Regions from separate parts of the Homo sapiens genome. Here regions 1 and 3 are each linked to region 2. Evidence: chromatin loops called from intact Hi-C (ENCODE). Cell type or tissue: endothelial cell of umbilical vein. All regions are shown on one strand.

The links. A loop is a pair of places that touch in the nucleus more often than their neighbours do. Peaks named below come from ENCODE experiments on the same cell type or tissue, not always from the same donor. Only the 100,000 strongest peaks of a DNase experiment are listed, where the experiment ranks them.
Region 1: a loop joins it to region 2, with 5 times the contacts of the local background. A loop is called at or near these places in 4 of 110 quality-filtered maps.
Region 3: it touches region 2 in a loop (4-fold over the local background); 5 of 110 quality-filtered maps call a loop at or near these places.

Annotation. Positions count from the first base shown.
Region 1 is chr21:33,586,404-33,591,403 of GRCh38, forward strand. DONSON (DNA replication fork stabilization factor DONSON) reads right to left here and starts at 2,281. Exons shown (of 10, transcript NM_017613.4): 1 at 1,918-2,281; 2 at 1,119-1,199. The coding sequence starts at 2,238. It overlaps CRYZL1 (crystallin zeta like 1), which reads right to left. Exons shown (of 13, transcript NM_145858.3): 12 at 4,759-4,804; 13 at 2,938-3,518. The coding sequence ends at 3,419. RefSeq lists a silencer at 1,822-2,511 and an enhancer at 1,970-2,469. In endothelial cell of umbilical vein, no CTCF peak of the experiment used is centred here; DNase peaks (open chromatin) are centred at 1,768, 2,438 and 2,718; H3K4me3 peaks cover 1,857 bases; H3K27ac peaks cover 2,201 bases.
Region 2 is chr21:33,892,963-33,897,962 of GRCh38, forward strand. ITSN1 (intersectin 1) reads left to right here. Exons shown (of 40, transcript NM_003024.3): 40 at 1-5,000. Among named protein-coding and RNA genes, the nearest start is that of ATP5PO, 20 kb to the right of the region's middle. RefSeq lists enhancers at 1,921-2,507, 2,508-3,093. In endothelial cell of umbilical vein, a CTCF peak has its summit at 1,993; DNase peaks (open chromatin) are centred at 1,989 and 4,989; H3K27ac peaks cover 21 bases.
Region 3 is chr21:33,759,904-33,764,903 of GRCh38, forward strand. ITSN1 (intersectin 1) reads left to right here. Exons shown (of 40, transcript NM_003024.3): 9 at 2,020-2,083. Among named protein-coding and RNA genes, the nearest start is that of ITSN1, 120 kb to the left of the region's middle. In endothelial cell of umbilical vein, no CTCF peak of the experiment used is centred here; DNase peaks (open chromatin) are centred at 888, 1,168, 1,958 and 3,158; H3K4me3 peaks cover 467 bases; H3K27ac peaks cover 4,173 bases.

The sequences.
Region 1 (5,000 bases), 310 kb before region 2:
GGGGTGGTGGAGGGGCAGATTTCACTTTTTAGTTTTTACAGTTCTTTATGGTAGTATAGATGTTTGTATTGAAGTAGAAATATTCCAAGTGTTAAAACATTTTGGATCTTTTAAGCTTCTGAAACTCTGCATCCAGGGCTAACAAAGCCCATATTTAAGAAACATTTCCTGACTTCAAATATTTCCCCTCAACCTGTCTGCTTCAGGTCGACGTTCTCCACAATACAAGAATTTTTTTTTTTTTAAATTGAGACGGAGTCTCCCTCTGTCGCCTAGGCTGAGTGAAGTGGTGTGATCTCGGCTCAGTACCAACCTCTGCCGCCTAGGATCAAGCGATTCTCGTGCCTCGTCCTCCCGAGTACCTGGGACTACAGGCGTGCCCCACCACGCCTGGCTAATTTTTTTGTATTTTTAGTCGAGACGGGGGTTTCGTCATATTGGCCAGGCTGTTCGCGAACTCCTGACCTCAGGTGTGATCCGCCTGCTTCAGCCTCTCAAAGTGTTGGGATTACAGACATGAGCCACTGTGCCCGGCCAAGCATTCTTTTATATCACAATAAAATATCAGAGAAGGGGGAACTATCTTGGATAGACCATAAGAAGGTCACTTATTTACAAGAGAAACTGGGTCTTGGAGAACTCTTCTAGCCTGTTCCCATTAGGACAAACCGCATTTATCAAACTACACAGCACAATGGTAGTAGTTGGGGAATGGAAACGTGTGTGTGTTAGGGGAGAGGAGCAACGAGGTTCAGTGCTATGCCACAACCTGTGGAGGTGGGCCAGGAGGGCTGGCTCTGAGTGATGAACTGGAGAAGTCAACTGCCCAAAGAAGAGTGGTAAAAACTGTTAGAGAGTAAAAGAAAACCCCCACGTCTATCAGGCCTATTTTAGCGCTGGCTATCTTTACAGTCATCATTACTGTATCAAACCAACTCCTTTACCTTGGCTGATGCGGTATTTTCATCCCTGGTTGAGATGATCAAGCCTCTCTGTAAAACTACTTTCCAAGCAAAATGCTTCTGAGAAGTATAAATGTATTTTTAAAAATAGGCTCAAATCCTATGAAAAAAAAGTTTATACAAATACACATTCTAATGATATTTAAAAAGTATTACCTGAGGTAATTCAGTAACAGTTGTTCTTTCAGGAAACTTCTCTTCCCATAGCAAATCATTTTCTTGATTAGAATCTAAAAACTGAGGTTAAATATATTCTCCTTTAAAATTTAAAGGATGCTGAAGTTTGCGTTAAATATGTACAGAGCCTCACCTGGCATACATGTTTCTCAATAAACGCAAGTACACCTAAATTCAGAGGCACCCCATCCAATCTATGAGTTTCAACACTTCAGTTTTGTGTCTGAACTTTAGTATCAAAATTGAGGGGAACAGGGACCGGCGTTTCAAACCGAAAGATCCAAAAGGCTTTGGGTAAGACAGATGCTAGTGAATTCTGACCCCACGAATCCTCGACATTCCCCCATCTCCAGAATAATTTGGAGTGCGTGAGAGAAGGGAGGCCCTAAATCACGGGGGAAGCAGGGCTTGTCACCTGCCCCATCGAACAGCGTCCTTGCAAGATGGGGGCTCTCAGGGTTTTTCGAGCTCTTTTCCAAGTCACCTCTAAGTCCTCTCCAAGGGGCTCCTCGCTGCCCTCTGGGGCCCCCTCACTTTCCTCGGGAACGCGTCCCGTGAGCACAGCCCGCAGCGGGGTAGCCAGGGGAGCGCTCTTCCCACAAACCCGGCCTTGCCAGAATCGCGGCTCCCAGGGCGGGGTACCCTAAGGCCACGGGCGGCCGAAGTCTTCGCGCCCATTTCCTTGCCTCGAACGCGAGGACTTTCCATCCCCCATTCACAGCTGGCTCAACCCACGAAAGACAAGAGCCCCTTGGCGGCCAGGCTACAAGACACTCACCGGGACCGGGGCCTCCGGCTGCTCGCGGGCCGGCCCGTCGGGGGGCTCCGCGGCGACCCGCGGTCGGTTGTCCAGGCGGGCGAAGGGGTTCCTCCGAGCAGCGGCCGGGCCGCCGCCGCTGCCACCGCCTCTGCCCCCCGCAGCAGGGAAAGGGCGAAGAGGCAGCCCCGCCACCAGGGCGGCTCGGCGGGCCGCCGGCTCCGTCAGCTCACGGGGCGGGGAGGCGGCAGCTCCACGGCTCCGGGCCCTTTTCCGTCGGAGCCGCACTACCTCGGGCGGCTTTCGGAAGCCCGGTGAGTAGCCGGGCACCGAAAGGGCCATGACGCGCGGCGGCTGAGGGTAGCCGGCCGCCCTACAGAGACTTCCCGCGCGCGCCGGGCCCGCCCCTGACGTGGCGCCTCGCCGAGCTCCCGCCCCCGACGCGGCCCCGCCTCCGCCCCCGCCGGTTCCGAGCGGAGCATGCGCAGTGGGCAGCCCGCGAGACGCAGCCCGCAGCGGCGATCCCGGGTGGCCGTCAACGCCCACTGTCCCAGCGGTGACCCTGCCCTGGCGCTTCTGCCAGGTCCTCGGCCAGAGTCCAGTCGCCAGGTTCAGCGACGCTTCTGGAAAGTATGCGATCCAGGGCGCTGATGTGCACTACCCTGTGGGGCACCGAAATAGCTTAACTCTATTTAAGCCCGCAGCAGGGATGTGATCAGCCCGGGGTTTGGCGCCTGGATGAAAAGGAAACAAACTTGAGCTGCGGCGATGGGCTGCTGCTTCCATAAACTTAAGAGAGGGCAGTGGCTACTGCTCTCAAGAGGCGAGGAGAGGGGACTAGGCCACCTTCCTCAACCCCCAGAGAACTCAGATAAGACGTCAGCACGCTTCCTATGCCAGCGCAGCCTACCGACATCCCTCCCTTCCCCGTTCCCAGTGCCTGGTCATCTCAGACTTCCAGGCAGCTGCCACTGGCAAGTTAATGGGATCTTCTTTGATCCTGGGGAAAGCCGGAGTGAATGAATAGTTGAAAACACAAAATTTAAGTGCCTATGGGCTAAGTCTTTTAAGACTTCAAAATATACTCAAATGCTTAAATTATGACAGCAAAGACTTAAGGAAGGTGTTGAGAACGGAGTTGATACAAAATTAATACGTTACTTTGATAGCTTAGCAAAGGCCTGCAACAGCTTTTATCAAGAGTAGTGTGACTTTTGCTGAAAGCAGCAGTTTTCTTCATGGAAGGAATTTTATAGCAGGGGCAAAATATATAGAAACAATGAAAAGGTTTTTAGAAAAATTCCCTTAAGATGTTAATTATAGAATTATCTTGATCATTTGCACAAGAATTTTTCAAACACTTTTCAAATGTGTCAACTGAGCATCTTGTCTTAGCAGAGAAACGTGCTTAAAAATGCAACTTGTTTTATCTTCCTTGGTTTTTCTCAACAATTTCCAAAGAAAATTCTGGCTTCAAATACTGGAATATGTTCATCCGACTGAGGTCTGAGAAAGAAGAAAATTAAAATTGAACAACTTGCTTTTTTCTTCCTTGATTTTTCTGAACAGCTTCCATGGAAACTTTTGCCTCATACAGTGGAATGGGTTCATCCAACTGAGGTCTGAGAAGGAATGAAATTAGAAATGTCAGGTCTAGTTAAAGATAAGTAGAACAAACAGGGTGGTATATGACAAATGCTAGTGCTCAAATCTATTAGTGTATTAATTAATTTTTTGAGACAGAGTCTGGCTCTCTCATCCAGGCTGGAGTGCAGTGGCACGATCTCAGCTCACTGCAACCTCCGGCTCCCGGGTTCAAGCAATTCTCATACTTCAGCCTCCTGAGTAGCTGGGATTACAGGCATGCACCATCAAGCCTGGCTAATTTTTGTATTTTTAGTAGAGATGGGTTTCACCATGTTGGCCAGGCTGGTCTTGAACTCCTAGCCTCAAGTGATCCACCCACCTTAGCCTCCCAAAGTGCTGGGATTACAGGCATGAGCCACTGCACCCGGCCTCAAATCTATTACTTTAAGTAATTCAAACAAATTCGTCCATTAGTGTTTCCAATGTTAAAAGTGGTTAAGTTTTGAAGGAAAAAAATTATCTACTTTATTTACTCCCTCTTTTTTTCTGAGACGGAGTTTCTCTTGTTGCCCAGGCTGGAGTGCAATGGTGTGATCTCGGCTCACTGCAACCTTCACCTCCCAGGTTCAAGCAATTCTCCTGCCCCAGCCTCCCAGTAGCTGGGATTATGGGCGTTCGCCACCACGCTCAGCGAATTTTTCTATTTTTTAGTAGAGACAGTGTTTTGCCATGTTGGCCAGGCTGGTCTCGAACTCCTGATCTCAGGTGATTCACCCACTTCAGCCTCCCAAAGTGCTGGGATTACAGGCGTGAGCCACCACGCCTGGCCTACTCCCTCTTTTATAACTGATAAACATATTCAACTTTAAACAAATATACCATGGTTTTCTCTCCTTCAAGCTATTGGTTACTTCAAGTTGCTTTGGGAGGGGTGATGAGGAAAAGCAAAGGGTGAGGTACACTACATAATGGAGTGAGGAAAACTCACAAGCCACTTCTATCTCTGCGAGTACCTACTGGTGTACCACCAGATACACTTTGATAAATATTAAAGAGCAGCTATTTAAACGAAATATAAGATCAGTGCAAAAGTAAATGCAGTTTTTGCCATTACTTTCAATGGCAAAAACCACAATTATGTTTGCACCAACCTAATAATAAAATATGGAGGCAACAGGTACATGGCGAGAGCTAAAACAAAAGTGGGACTGCCTGCCTTAGCTCCCTGAAAATAGAAAAACAAACAAGAACAATGATTTGGTTACTTTAGCGTACCTGAAAACACCAGTTGATAACTTCTCCATCACATCCTTTAAGATACGTAGCTGGAAGGATTGTTAAGGTGGCAATGTAAAGGAGAATTAAATAAAACCATTCAATAAGCAGAGGATGCCAGGCAGGCCACTTTCTCTTGTTTCAAGTTTTGCACTCTCAGAGACTCAACATGTTAAGTTAGAGAAATTCTGTAGGACGTCAAGTTTAGCTCTACAACAGGGAAATGATTTGAGAGTTGGTGG
Region 2 (5,000 bases):
GCTTTAGAGGAGCCTGATGAGAGCTATCCTGGGGGCCAAGGGATGCATTCCCTGCAGCTTCCTCCTGGGGGACCCACAGGTCAGCCCATTCCAGGAGAAGCAGTCTTAGGCCCGTTTGCATCCCCTGCCACTGCCATGTGCCTGCCAGCCCGGTTTCTGATGAAGACGTGGCTCAGTCCCTGCTCTCCTTGTCGCAGTGGCTTGTACTTCATGTGCAGTAGCCCAGGGCCCGCCTTCTAGAGTGAATGTTTCCCTCGAGCCCTTGGATATTTTTATTCTATTTTGAATGGTTCCGATCAATTAATGTTGCTTTGTGTGGGGTTCTTCAGAGAAATAATGCAAACCGGCCAGGTGCGGTGGCTCACACCTGTAATCCCAACACTTTGAGGGGCTGAGGCAGGTGGATCACCTGAGGTCAGGAGTTCGAGAACAGCCTGGCCAACGTGGCGAAACCTTGTCTCTACTAAAAATACAAAAATTAGCCAGGGGTGGTGGCAGGCACCTGTAATCCCAGCTACTCAGGAGGCTGAGGCAGGAGAATCACTCGAACCTGGGAGGCGGAGGTTGCAGTGAGCCGAGATCACGCCACTGCACTCCAGCCTGGGTAACAGAGCGAGAGTCCTTCTCAAAACAAACAAAAAAAGAGCTAATGCAGACCTCTTCTGGTTAGACCTGACACGGAGGAAGTAATTGGCTGGTCAACTTAATGGCGCCCCACAGCTTCCTCTGGATCCTGCTTCTTTGTACTTGGAACACAGTTTATTTGAGCTAGAGGAAAGGAAAGTTCTAGAATTCCTGTTTCCTCAGCCTGCACTGTATCAGATCCAGGATATGTCTGCATTTCATCAGGATCAAGTAAGATACATAACCTTATATCTGTAGGAGCCAGAAAAAAAAAAATCTATTCCTGATAGGCATGGAAACTTAGTCCACATGAAAGACAGAAGACATCTAACAGCTGTCTGTCTTGGGAGCATTAAAACCCAGACACCAAGACACACTAGACAGTCCATCTCTGGGTTGTGATCTCTCAGAAACATCTTAGTAGTTAATGCACTGTTCATTTAGGGAGTCCCCATCCTGGTCCAGGCCACCCTCCTAGAAGCTGGGCGGCAGCTGGACGGGCCTGCCTTGGTGGCATTCAAGCAAGCCTAATTGGATTAGGTTGGTGCAAAAGTGATTGCGGTTTTTGCCATTGCTTTTGATGGCAAACTAACTTTAAGTCATTAAAATAAGACCCAACGCTTATAAAAGAGTTCATATCCACCTCCCAATAACTTCTTTAGTTCCATGCAGCCTCAATCAGTTCCTCCATTCAAAGGAACCCTCTTTACCCTGGCCCTGGGGGAGCCATATTACACCCACATCATAATTTTTCTGACACTATGTGTGCTTGTCAAATTTCAGGGTCAGTTTCCCCTTATTGGATGTCAGGGGTGTTTTGTGAGTTGTGTTTTAATAGGATTCTGTTCGATTTTCTATACCAGCCTATATTGTTACTATCATCTGCCTAGTATGAATATTTTAGTATTCAAAGCCCACCAGATAAAGCTGTGTTCAGAAGTGGACTTTTTGGTCAGCCTTGAAAAAAAAAAAATCAGCATTTCTCTGATATTTCCTGAGGATTAACCAGAAACTAAGGTTTCTTTTTAGGCAGTGGTAAGAATGCGTATTTTCTTCTTCCAGAAGTTCTGGTTTTATACTTTTATCTTTTGAAAGAATAACATTCCTGTGCGACTCTGCTTCTCTTCGCTTTTGCATTTCTCTTTTTTAACTCAAATCTCTTATTTCCTGCCGTTCCTGTATCTAAACAGAATGGGGGCCTCAGGCAGACAGGAACCAAAGAAAGGGTGTAGTGGCTTTGCAGCGTTGGGTGAGCAGCAGCCGCTGCCATTCTGTGCACTGTCACCGGCGGGGGTGGAGGGTCTCCCTGTAGGAGGAGGAAACTCGCTGTTTTCACTGGCAGATTTCAAGGTGCCGGCTCCACCTACCGCAGCTGCTAGGCATTGCTCTTGTGTAGATCGCAGAAGGAGTTATTGGTGATGTGGGGTGTAGGGGAAGACAGGAAAACGGACTCAGAGCTAGGAATGTGGGCCTGGCAGAGACCGAAGGCTGGGTGGGAAGGAAGCTCGCGGCGAGCCTAGGGTTCAAGCCTAGCGCGCCAGGGGTCTCCAGTGAGACCTTGCTCTTCCCTGCCGCTGAGGCTGGGGCTGCACGGAGGTCCTCAGGCTTCCCACCCTTTCTGCATCAGCTTTAGTGTCTGTCGGCTGGGTGGACTGCAGGGCAGGTGACCTGGAGGAGGCCCTGCTCCCCAGCAAGCGTTCTAGGAGTTACGGTGTGCTCTATTGGGATTGGATTACAGTCTCTACTTGTAGACTTTGACTTCTGGAATTTTAGGTGGAAGGGAATTTTTGTTGGTGGGACGCAGCAGCTCAGTGCGTGGTGTGTGCATGCGTGTTTGTGCGTGCGTGTGCATGTATGTGTTTGTGCGTGCACGTGTGCGTGTGTGTGCATGGGTTTGCGTGCATGCATGTGTGTGCGTGCGCGTGTTTGTGTGTGCATGTGTGTGTGTCTACGTGTGTGTGCACGCATGTGTGTGCGTGTATGTGTGCGTGTGTGCATGTTTGTGAGTGCATGTGTTTGTGCGTGTGTGCGTATTTGTGTGTGTGCGTGTGTGTGCGTGTGTATGTGCGTGTATGCATGTGCATGTTTGTGTGTGCGTGCATATGTGTATGTGTGTGCGCGTGCGTGTGCGTGCATGTGTGCGCATGCGTGTGTACCTACCCACACCTAGGGGGATGCATGGCTCTGTGCCTTGGAGAGGGAAACAGGAAATACGTTGCTCCACAGTCCTGTCATCCTGGTCAGGACTAGTCGCGTGGTTTGCGGACAGAGTGCAAAATGAAAATGCGAGGCCCCTTGTTCAGGTGATGAAGCATTTCTAGACAGTGAGAGGAGAGCATTAAGCCAAGCTCAGGTCCCTTCTGAGTGCATAGCCCCTTGTGGCTGCCAGGCAGCACACCCAGGAGGCCGGCCCTGACCACACTGTTCTCTGCTGGTTCCCGAAGCTGATGGGCTCTGTCTTAGGTCTTCTTACTTTGAAAGGTCTCCCGGCAGGCTGTGGCAAGCTGCGCGGATACACTTTTCTAAACGTCTGCATTTATTTCCTAAAAGCACAAATGGCCTGGACTAGCTAGTGGGTGTGGAACCGAGCCCCTAGTTCACAGCTGTACCCCAAGGCTGGAGAGGGGGTTGCCGGTGGTGGCAGGAGCTCTGGGCTCCCAGTTCAGGATGGGCCACAGGGCGTCAAGCAGCTGTGAGCCTTTACCATTGAGCTCACTGCTTGGAAATAAAACCCTTCCTCTGGGCCTTGGGCATCCACTGGGAGCTTTTCTCCCCTTTCCTGGGAGGACAGCAAGCCTTTTCCAACCTTCTGCCTTCAAAGAGAAGCAGGGTCATAGAAGTGCTCAGTGTCCCTTCCCCAGTGGCTGGACACTTGCTCCTCCAGCCTTCACCCCCTGGAGAGAAGGGGAGTCTGCGGAGCCAGTGCCTCCCTGCCCAGCTGGGCCACACGATCTGGTCTGCGGGTGTCTGGGAGGAACCTGCTTCGGAGAGGCTGCGACCTCCCAGCTAGACTCTCCCCTTAGGATCCCATGTATGGGGATGGTAGGAGAGAAAAGATCCCTCTGTGTAAGTAGCCTCAAGTTCTAGAAGACCATGGCCCCGGGAGGCAGCTGACCATGAAGCTGGGCTTCCTGTTGTTGCTTTCTTTCACGAGCTTTTACTTTTCCTGGGCTGGACGCTCCAAAATGTTTGCAGTTCCATTTGCTTTTTGCAAGTAGGTCCCCATCTCCATATACATTGAGCAATAATCCTCACTATGTTTCCTGATTCTGTCTGGGATTATATTTGCTAAGTAAAAATGTTGACAGAAATTGCAAACTCATCTCACCTGGATTTGATTGAGTCACCTTGAATGACATAACAAATTATGGCTTTGTTTTCATGCGTCATGCAATCTTCCGGACTACGGGAAGTTCTGCAAGTGTTCTCCAGGGGCATTTCATTAATAGCGTGTCAGCATTAGTTTTAATGAATGAACATTTGAGGTACATTCTATAAATCAATATCCTTAAAATGTCATCTGCTAAACATTCACTGTGACAGAAAGTAGATATTTTAGCAAGATCTATGTTAATGCTACTTAATTTTAGACATGCATTTAAAGCCTACATGGCCAATAGCCCAAGTATCTTTGAACTGTGAAATCAACCTCAGATCTCATCTGCTGTAGCCCCGCAAGCCGGAGTCTGTGCCCTCCATGACCCTTCTTATCCCTTGGTGGCCCTGCATAGATAGGGGAGTTGGCCCCTGCCCACCCCGTGTTGTATTGCCTTAGCTCCATCAGCTTTGTACCCTCACACGTATAGGTGGTGAACTTATGTGTAAATACATGTGTACAGATGAGAAACTGCAACAAAAATGTCCTGTGGATGATAATCAGCTCAGTTTCCGGTTTTCTACATTCTGTGCTGTTTCCAGCTAAGAAAAAGGCGAACTCCCACTATATAAAGGGAAAAGGTTGTATTCATTTCATGTTCCTCATGAAATCTCTGCTGTATGTTTATGGAATGGCCATGACTAAATGTATATATGGTATGTAAGAGGCCATGCTGTTAAATGTTGCATAAACTAACACAGATTCTGTAGTCAAAAATATTTAACTTGTTATTGTAAAATGTGATTTGTCATTGAGAGATTATTTTTCTGTATGTATATGAGAGTATTTTAGGAATCTAATTTAAGTGCATAAAACTATAGAAAAAAATTTAAAACCTATTCCAAGAGTAGAAAATGCTTAATGAGATTACTTGGGTTCAACTCAACTAAATTTCTTATATTAAAAAAAAATTCCAAGTTGTATATGTTAGAAATCAAATGAGTCATTTTTTTTCCTGCAGGAAATATGATAAATTTCAGTGTAATGGATGGTGGCGTGA
Region 3 (5,000 bases), 130 kb before region 2:
AGCTTGGCCAACATGGGGAAACCCTGTCTCTACTAAAAAAAATAGAAAAATTAGCCAGGTGTGGTGGCGCATGCCTGTAGTCCCAGCTATTCAGGAGGCTGAGGCAGAAGAATCATTGAACCCGGGTGGAGGAGGTTGCAGGGAGCCAAGATGGCGCCACTGCACTCCAGCCTGGGTGACAGAGCGAGACCGAGACTCCATCTCAAAAAAAAAAAAGAAAAGAAAAGAAAACAGTAGAATGGACAATGAATTAGGATGTAATGACACAATGATACACTCCATAGCAGTGAGGATTAATGTTCTACAACTCTACACGACAATATATTGAGCAAAATAAGCCAGGTGGAACAGCGGACAGGCTATTTGGTTAGAAGTTAGGCTACCTTGGTGGTAGCTGAGTCTAAAAGAGAGGCAAATAGGGGCATCTGGGGTGCGATTATACTCTCTTTCATGACCTCCATAGTGTTTGAGTATTTTCACTTTGGAAAATTAATTCAGCTGTGTACATGTGCACATGTATATATCCACATGTATCCGTATGTGTGCTTTTCTGTCAGGATTTTATATGTAAATAAAAGTTGAACTATTGTCAGTAATGTTACCTGCCATTAGAGCACCTCTCATGTGCTAATGTGATGCTAAGCTCATTGCCCCAATGGATCATAGACTGGTTTATCTGAAATGAGCAAACTAGGATCCAGACTACCTGGCCCAGTCACTCAGCAAAGTCTAGACTAAGCCAGGACTAGAGCCTACAGCTCCTTGGTTCCCTGACCTCTACTGCTGGCCATGCAAAAACACATCCAGTTTTGTGGTTTTTGATGAGGTGACGTTTGAATAAAGAAATAGCAAAAAGCAAAAACATATACACCAGAATCTTCCCAACAAAATTGCCACAGCCTTCCATTCCTCTGTCCAGCAGTCTTCCTGGGACCACATCTTGAGAGGCAGTGCTGGAAAGGAAGACGTATTTATTTCTCCCTCTCTGACTGTAGTTTATTTAAACTGAGTCTCCTACTGTGCGTTTGTCTGATGTCTAAGGCCACTTTCATACCAGAAGTGAAGATGTTTATGATTATTTTAAGAAATGAGAGCTTATTTTGAGAGAAGAGTAGAAATTCCAGGAATTCTTCTTTTTTTTTTTTTTCTTGGCTAACATAGGAAATGTGTTTTGTTTTGTTTTTTTAATTGAGACAGTGTCTCACTCTGTTGCCCAGGATGGAGTGCAGTGGCATAATCTTGGCTCACTGCAGCCTCCGCCTCTGGGGCTCAAGCGATCCTCCTACTTCAGCATCCCGAGTAACTGTGACCACAGGCTCATGCCACCATTCCCAGCTAATTTTTTGCACTTTTGGTGGAGATGGGGTTTTGCCATCTGGTCTTGAACTCCTGAGCTCGAGCCATCTGCCTGCCTCAGCCTCCCAGAATGCTGGGATTACAGGCACGAGTGACCACACCAGGCTGGAAATGTGTTTTAATCCTGGCTATTAGCGCTTCCTGCAACTTTTTTTTTTTTTCTTTTTAAGTCTGTTTAGTGAAACAGTTTCCCGGAGATCTCTCCGAGGTCCCTTCCTCCTCTAAGATTCTCCGAATCTTCCCTGAATTTGCCTGAGGTTGAGCAGGGTGGAGACAGCAGGTGGTAGCAGCGGCAAAAGATGTTAAACTTAAAGAGAATAACTTTCAAGTTTGTAAATAAAGCCCAATACAAATAAAGATGGTAATGTGGACAAAAGGTCAGGTTATATTTTGAAACTCTAAATCTTTCACATGGTCATTCTTTATCAAACATCCATTTAACAAAAATTTATTATGTGTCAGATGCTGTGCTCTGTGTTTCTCCTCTTTTTCATTGGGGCTTAATTTCCTTTTTACAAAGCCCCTGCGGTAGTAGCAAATGTTATTTAAAGCATTGTGATTGCATGAGGTCATGGAGTAGTCCACATACGCAGAACCCTGGTCCTCCTGTACAGTGAGTATTTGCTGACTCATCTGTATGTCCTTTTCCTGGTTCCTGTTTAGGTCCCCAAGCAAGAACTATTCTTATGCAGTCAAGTTTACCACAGGCTCAGCTGGCTTCAATATGGTAAGGAATGAAAAGTTCTTTGGTTTGGATAAAGTGGAAACTTGGTTAGATTGGTGTGGCCTCATGGGTTTTAGATTAATACCGTTTTTTATGGGGGAATATGTAGAATTTGCTTAATTTCAGTGAGTTGTAATGATTGCCTCTTTTATAATACTATTTCCCCTCTCAATTTTGAAAAATACAAAAGCAGATTAATACAATAAATTCTGAAGGAGTGATAATACAACTTAACAATTCTCAACTCGTGACCAGTCTTGGCTCTCCCTGTCTTTGATTTCTTTTTCTTTTTTTTTTTTTGAGATGGAGTTTTACTCTAGTTGCCCAGGCTGGAGTGCAGTGGTACGATCTCGGCTCACCGCAACCTCCACCTCCCGGGTTCAAGCGATTCTCCTGCCTCAGCCTCCTGAGTAGCTGGGATTATAGGCATGCACCACCATGCCCGGCTAATTTTGAATTTTTAGTAGGACAGGGTTTCTCCATGTTGGTCAGGCTGGTCTTGAACTCCCAACCTCAGATGATCCACCCGCCTCAGCCTCCCAAAGTGCTGGAATTACAGGCGTGAGCCACCATGCCCAGCCTCTTTGATTATTTTAAGCCAAATCTTAGTTATTATATAATTTCTACTGCAAATATTTTAGCTTTTATCTTCAAAAGAGAGGGATTTTCCTTTTTTTCATTCATTATTATTATTATTACTTTTGAGATGGAGTCTCACTCTTTCATCCAGATGGCAGTGGTGCCATCTTGGCTCACTGCAACCTCCACTTCCCAGGTTCAGCCTATTCTCCTGCCTCAGCCTCCTTAGTAGCTGGGACTGCAGGCATGAACCCCCACGCTTGGCTAATTTTTGTTTTTTTAGTAGAGACAGGGTGTTGCCATGTTGGCCAGGCTGGTCTCGAGCTCCTGACCTCAGGTGACCTGCCCACCTCAGCCTCCCAAAATGCTGAGATTCCGGGGGTGAGCACTGCGCCTGACCGACTTTCTTCTTAGCACAGTCATAACAGCAATAGCTCACCTAAGTTTTTCAGTAGTCATCCTTATCATTAAATTAATCAGGGAATGTTCACATTCCTTAGAGTGCCTCAGAATGTTTTTATAGTTCATTTGTTCAGCTCAGGACTGAAATAAGCCTGTATTTTGCAATACTTGAGTTTTCCATCTTTTATGTCTCCTTTAATCTATAAATTTCCCCTTGTCTTGTTCTCTGCTTCTTTTCCCAAGTCCCCCAGGCCGCCCCCCAACCAAAAAAAAAAAAAAAAAAAAAAAACTCCGTTAAAAACAAACCAGATCATTTGTCCTGTAGTTTCTTAATGGCTTAACTTTTGAAGAGTGCGTCACTGTGGGATTGTCTAATTTGTTTCTGTATTTCCTGTAAATTGATAATTAGATCTAGAGCAAAGTTTCCCAACCCCAGCACTATTGACATTTTGGGCCCGATAAATCTTTGTTGTTGGGGGATGTCCTGTATACTGTAGGATGTTCAGTAGCATCTGTGGCCACTACTCACTGGATGCTAGATGCCAGTAGCATGAGCTCCACACCCAGCATGACAATCAGAAATGTCTCCAGACTTTGATAGATGTGCCTTGGGGTACAAAATCTTCCCTGGTTGAGAATTGCGGATCAGATTTGATTTTTTTTTTTGTTTTGTTGTTTTGTTTTTGATAAGACTGTGCCAGAGAGGTCTCTGTGTACTCTCCTCAAAAGGCACATAATGTCTCTATTGTGTAATGATTTTGAATAGCTATCGATGAGCATTGCCTGGGTCCTACAGGCTTCCTTAAATTTAAATGTTAACTAGAATGGTTTCTTAAGAAGTGTGCATGTTATAGCTGTATGTTGGTGATTGTCCCTGGAAAATAAACTTTGTCTACAAGACTCACTGCAAAGTTCGTGATTTTCTTGCAGGCCACATTGATAGGGTTGTTTCACAAATGATCAAGCTCTAATGCAGCTTCCTTTGCCCTTCTCTTCCCTTCTGTTTTGTATGAAAGAGCTTGCCTTTGGCAGTAGACCAGACCAGTTAATAAACATCTTATATCTTTGACACACCCAGAACTCTTTAAATCAGGGTATTGAACAGTATCCTAGGGCCCCCTGAAATATAAACTTAAGATCTAACATTAATGGAGGTTGGTTGACAATTTATTAGGTTGTTCTCATGATACCAGATTATATTGAAATATTTATTTTAAATTTCTCATTTATAACTTATCCTATTTGAGAAAAACGCTTGAGGCTTCTTCTGTTAGAATGTTATATTCTGGTGCTACACACTAAAAAAGATATTTTAATTAAATGCTTATAATCATAATTTAGGTAAGTGTGGTGAAAAAACAAGAATTTCAGCCACCTTCTAACTGGTTTACCTAGGACTGGCTAATTGTGAGACACAAAAAGGAACAGAATAAGGAAGAGCGGGCAGGGGTTTCATTTTATTTCATTTGCATTTCTTTTTAAAACTGGGTATCTTGCATATGGGTATCTTGCAAAACTAGAGGAACAGAAAAAAGATCAGCAGTTGCCAGGGGATGGGGGCAAAGGAGGGAGTTGCTACAATCAGATGTGGAATTTTAGGTAGAGCTGACACTATTCTGTATGTTGTGGTTCATGTTTGTCAAAACTCTCAGACCTATACTCTAGAAGGTGTGCATTCTACTTTATGGAAATTATAACAAAAAAAGTTTATAGCACCTAAGGAAATTTCAGAATTAAGAAGGTTTCTTAATTTTTGGCATTGGCAAAACCAGTTTCCCATTGCATTTGTCCTGTTGACATTCTAGTGAATGGATGTGTTGTCATGTATCTTCTTTTGATGGTCCAGAAATTGTTTAGTAAAATCACATTCTTGGACTTGCCAGGAGAATGTTTGCTGTAATTAGCTACTTGGGCAAGTTCATTATGAAGAATGATGGAG